Regions from separate parts of the Homo sapiens genome. Here region 2 is linked to region 1. A link is an interaction called in ENCODE POLR2A ChIA-PET data of the cell type or tissue named here. Cell type or tissue: OCI-LY7. All regions are shown on one strand. Region 1 has its middle 130 kb from the start of KLF13. Region 2 overlaps KLF13 (KLF transcription factor 13).

Evidence for each region. ChIA-PET counts read pairs that join two places held together with the same protein. Peaks named below come from ENCODE experiments on the same cell type or tissue, not always from the same donor. Only the 100,000 strongest peaks of a DNase experiment are listed, where the experiment ranks them.
Region 2: POLR2A ChIA-PET joins it to region 1 with 5 read pairs; 12 of 35 experiments call an interaction of 5 or more read pairs at or near these places.

The regions. Positions count from the first base shown.
Region 1 is chr15:31,456,628-31,459,127 of GRCh38, forward strand. No RefSeq gene overlaps it. Among named protein-coding and RNA genes, the nearest start is that of KLF13, 130 kb to the left of the region's middle. In OCI-LY7, a CTCF peak has its summit at 1,349; DNase peaks (open chromatin) are centred at 754 and 1,424; H3K4me3 peaks cover 2,324 bases; H3K27ac peaks cover 2,500 bases.
Region 2 is chr15:31,331,734-31,334,233 of GRCh38, forward strand. The region is part of intron 1 of KLF13 (KLF transcription factor 13); the gene reads left to right. Among named protein-coding and RNA genes, the nearest start is that of KLF13, 6.1 kb to the left of the region's middle. In OCI-LY7, no CTCF peak of the experiment used is centred here; no DNase peak of the experiment used is centred here; H3K4me3 peaks cover 1,005 bases; H3K27ac peaks cover 1,183 bases.

The DNA.
Region 1 (2,500 bases):
GATACTGTGGACCTCCAGCTGAGACTCCAGGTACAGGGGAATGTGGCTGCTTCTCCTACATGCAGATGAATGCAGCTGCTTCCCACTCATACTTCTGGAACAGTTGTCCCCATCCACTGCACCTTGCTCCTCAGGCTGGAGGGTCTACAGGGCAATTGGACTCAGCACTGCTTCTGGTCCTCTCAGCTGGTCCTGGATGGGCAAAGCCTAATGGGAATCTCAGTCTTATTCAGATGCCTGAGTCTCCTCAGCCCTCCTCTGCTCCTCCTCCCTATGGTGGTGCTGACTGTGGGCATTCGTCCTGTCTTCGGGGCATGCTGGCGCTGCTCCTCTGGTGCCCCCTGGGGAGTGTGGCCGAGGTCAGAGGCCCTGTGGCTGGTGTCTGGCCAGTTTTGGTGTGGACCCCTCGCTGGGCTCTGCCCACCTCGACTCCCCACGGCTCCAGCAACATCACTCAAACAAACTGTGTTTGCACACATGTGACTCAGTGATTTCTTCTGTAGGATTTTATTCTGCAAATGTGCTCATGATTGAGTAAAGACAATGACAAATGTGTTCACTGAAGCAGTGTTTGTGACAAAAGTCAGGAAACACCCAATGCCCACCAAACAGGATGACTTAAGTATCATCCATTCACACAATGGCATGTGTCTTTCCAGAAAGCAGGATTCTGTGATCAAGATATTTGGACATGTGCACAGCATGCTCCCACATGTACAAAGCACTCACACAAATATCCTCACGCATGCGCATATGGCCTTGGGTGTCTGGAGGGACACGTGGCACATTGCAGGCTGTGGCTCCTCGGGAATGGGTGTCCAAACCCCAGTTCTCTGCATCACTCTCTTTTAACTAAATCAGCATTTCATCCCTTTTAAGCCTGCTTTCACCGTCCTTCTACTATATGTGTTTAAAACCCATTCATGACTTTATAAAAACATCTCTTTGGGAAAAAGTGAGCCTGGGAAGGAAGTGTGGATTAGGAGTTTTGTTTTTTCCTTAAGATGATCTATTTTCTCCCTGGTGTTTGCAAGTTATTTTCATGAGCCATTTGGGAATGTCCTTTTTATTTACTGTGGATTCCAGACAAACCCAGACTCTTGTACTGCACAGCACAGCCCGAAGCAGCCTTGGCCCAAGAAGCCGTCTGGGCTGGAGCTAAGAGTGTGACTCAGCTGGGACCTATTTTTCCCAACCTGCCCTGCCTGCCGCAGGGGCACAGGCAGCTGTAAGTAGAGGTGGAGGTGCCCCAAGACAAAAGGGAGCCCCCCACAGGGTGCCTTCTGGTTACAGAAGGGGTCCGCCAGGATCTCTGCCTGCAGCTGTGCGACACCTGGACTGGCCATTTTCTCCCCCTTAGCTTTTGTGGGCAGAGATTCCAGGTGCAACTGCGGAGGAAGAAAACCAATGGCCTCTTCATGCAAAGCTGCGTCCCACGAGGTGGCCTGGTGAACCATGCAGAGCAGGCCTAGCCGGCTTTAGGACCCTGCAGGCTGGGGTGAAGGGAGTGCGGAGATTTTCTAGGTTAGGGGCCTCAGGGCAGGTCTAGTCCCATTTTGTCAAAGTCCCTCTGATGGCAGCACAGATGAGTGGTGTCACTGACTTTGAAGGGATGGACCTGAGTTGAAGCATATGACAAAATGAGCTCCAGCTAGACCTGGGGCAACCCTGGGGGTCTCCCCCAACTCAGGCTGAAGGGAAGCAGAGATATGCTGCAGCCTCTGCCTTTCTTTCCTGGATTTCTCCTTTCTCCAGGGATCCTGTTTCCTTTGATTGGAAAATGGTATAGAGCCCAAGACCTGGGCGCTGGGTGTTCTCCTGGCCACTGGAGAGTTGTTGCTCTAGCCTCTCTTAGTGGACAGAGCTAGGACACATATGTATGTGTACTCACCCATTTGTATATCATGTTAGTCTATTTGCATTGCCATAAAAGAATACCTGAGGCTGGATAATTTATAAAGAAAAAAGTTCATTTGGCTCATGGTTCTGCAGGCTGTGCAAGAAGCATGGAGCCAGCATCTGTTTCTGGTGAGGATGTCAAGAAGCTTTCAGTCATGGTGGAAGGAAAAGTGGGAGCTGGTGCGTCACATGCCACAGAGGGAGCAAGAGAGAGGGGAGGGGTGTCAGGCTCTTTTCAACAACCACCTCTCGTGTGGACTGACAGCACGAAGTCACTTATTACTGTGAGGAGTCACCAAGCCATTCATGGGAGATCTGCCAACATTGGGGATCACATTGGGATCACATCCAAACCATATCATATCCTGTGCCTTTAGTGATTTCTCTCTGTCCCTCTTTGTCCACTGAACTAAGCCTGGATTCACACTGATATCTCAGACTCAAGGCCAGCCCTACAGGACTCATTCCCGCCCCCACTGTTGATCCATAACCCCCCTTCCACACTCGCCACACTGAGACACTGGCTCTAACCACCCAGCATGCCTTCACTTGTTTGTTCAAGCCCAGTGTACCTGTGTGGAAGCTTCGGAATCATTAGCCT
Region 2 (2,500 bases), 120 kb before region 1:
ATGCAGAAATGTATGCAGCATGGGAGGTGCCAGCCTGCACCACCACCAAACCACTGTTACCCCGCGTTGGTGTTTTTCTTTACAGACCTTCTAGATGGATTTGCACATATGCATATGTGTGTGTCCACGTAGACATTTTGAAACATACTTAAATAGGATCCTAGCAAGTATCTCACTGCTGGCATTTTGTTCCATGTGTTTGCTTAAATGAGGCATCTTCATTCTTTTTCACAGCCGCATGGTATTCCAAGATGTGGTTATATGGCTGCATTGTAACTTATTTACCCTTCACTTATGGAAAGGACAGCTACATTGCCTTTTTTTTGTTTTTTCTGCTATTACAAGTTGTGTAGTAGTGGACTCTGGTGTGTGTGTGTCTTGGTGCAGAGGAGCTGGCATTTCTGTAGGATTGAGACCTAGTGGTGGTATTGACAGGGTTGATAAGTGTTGGTTAAATGTGTTGTGGAGTTACTGTGTTATGTTTTTCAAGGAAAGAGACCACACTTGTTAGTCCCCGCTCTGAGGGAGAGACCTATTGTGTCACGACTCCACCTTCTTGAAAATGTTTCCTTCTCCCAATTCTCCTTTTGCATGTGTGAGAACATTGAGAACGTTTAAAACAGTACCAGCAAAACCACTGTCACTCCCGCACGCCTGGTGGCTGGCTCTCTTGGCCATCTTCAGTTCTGGTTTTACAGAGATTGGAAAGTGTGTGGTGGGCGCTCAGCCCTGGAGCAGTAGGATGGGGGCTGGTGTGGCGCCATCTCCACTCCCCCCTTCCCCCTCGCTGAAAGAAGGCTGGAAGCTGTGCTGCCTGAGCAAACTGATAGGACGCAGTTCATTAAACCAGTAGCCTGTGTCTGGGGCTTCACATGTCTGGAACACAGCAGAGATGGGGGCCTGATCCTTCTGAGTAGGTGCCCTGAAGCCCAATTCTCAAGCTTCTGACAGCCTCCTGCCCTTAGATCCTGTGTGCTCCCACTTTACACATAGCTTTAATCTGATTGGTTACTGGGGAAGGGCAAAAGACATGGATGGCAGCTAAAGGCAGGGGAAGAAACAAACCAGCAGGTTGTTAACATATGCATGTGTAAGTGTGTGTGTTTAAATGGGTCATGAAGAAGCCCTACAGTCAACCAGCACTGGAACAAGCATGGGGCCATTTGTGGAGAGGCACATGTTTCTCCGCAGCAATCCCTGAGGTCTGCATGAGAGACCCTGGAATAATGAACACTCTAGCAGGGATCTTGAGATACCATGGCACTGTGAAGTGTGTTCAGTTTGTGCTTTCAGGAAGCAATTAAAATAGTTTTAAAAATAAAAACTTCTAGAATAGTACACTCAACTTTCACAATCCTAAGACTTCCAGACTGTTTGCTCTAGGGGCCAGGCATCATTCTGTTTGTGTTAGTTTACATCAAGCTATCTAATCTTCACAAGGACCCTATGAAGTAGGCTCTATTATTAATACTAAATTTCAAATAAGGAAGCTAAGGCTCCAGTGCTTTAGGAATCATGCCCAAGGTCACACAGTAAGTGAGGGTGGAACAGGGATTGGAGCTGGGGCTTGAGCCTGGGCAGCCGCCCCCGAGGTGGGTGTACCTGCTGTGTCCTACTGCCACTCCTGTCTGGACCAGTGTTTCAGGTCACTGCAGGTGAGCAGGGCCCTGTGGTAGTAGAAATCTGGATGTCCCCAGCACACGGCTTCCCGCACAGATTTTTGCTGCTTCTTAAAGGTTGAGGGAGTAGTATAGTGAACACTCCTATACTCTTCCCATAGGGTCATTGGGTAATATTTTGCCACATTTTTCTCCTTTCCTCCTTCTCTTTTTCTTTCTAAAGAAAGAAAAATTAATTTTTTGTCTATATTTTTCTCCCTTTTCCATCTCGCCTCTCTCTTTAAATATTATATATTATCTGATACGCAGTCCATATTCAGTTCCCCTAGTGATTCCTAAAATGTCCAGTATAGGATTCAGGATCCAGTTAATCACACATTGCATTTGGTTGTCCTCTCTAGTTTCCCTTAGTTTAGGATAGTTTCCCATCTTTTGGTCCTTTATTATGTTACGCTGGCATTTGAAGGCCCAAAGCCAGTTGTCTTGTAGAACAACTCACAATGTGGATTGGTCTGATTGTTTCCCGTGATCAGGTCTGGTTTAAACAAATTTTGGTCCAAAATATGGCACAGGTGATACTGGGCACTTCCATCGCCTCATGGGGGGGGGAGGGCATGGGATATTAGCCTGTCCTACTGCAGGATCACATGGTTAAGGTGGGCGGCCAGGCTCAGCCCCTTCTGTCCACCTGGTTGGTTTCTACTCCATCTTCCAGCTTCCTTGACTGGAGAGATGTTGGGGGTTGGGTTCAGCTTTGGAAGGCTTTTGAAGTCAAAGGACCACCTGGAGGAGGCCTAGGTGCTCCTTTCCCCAAACAGACAAGACACCCTGATTTTCTTTTGAATGAAAATGGCTCCAGATGGTATTAATAGCCAGCTCAA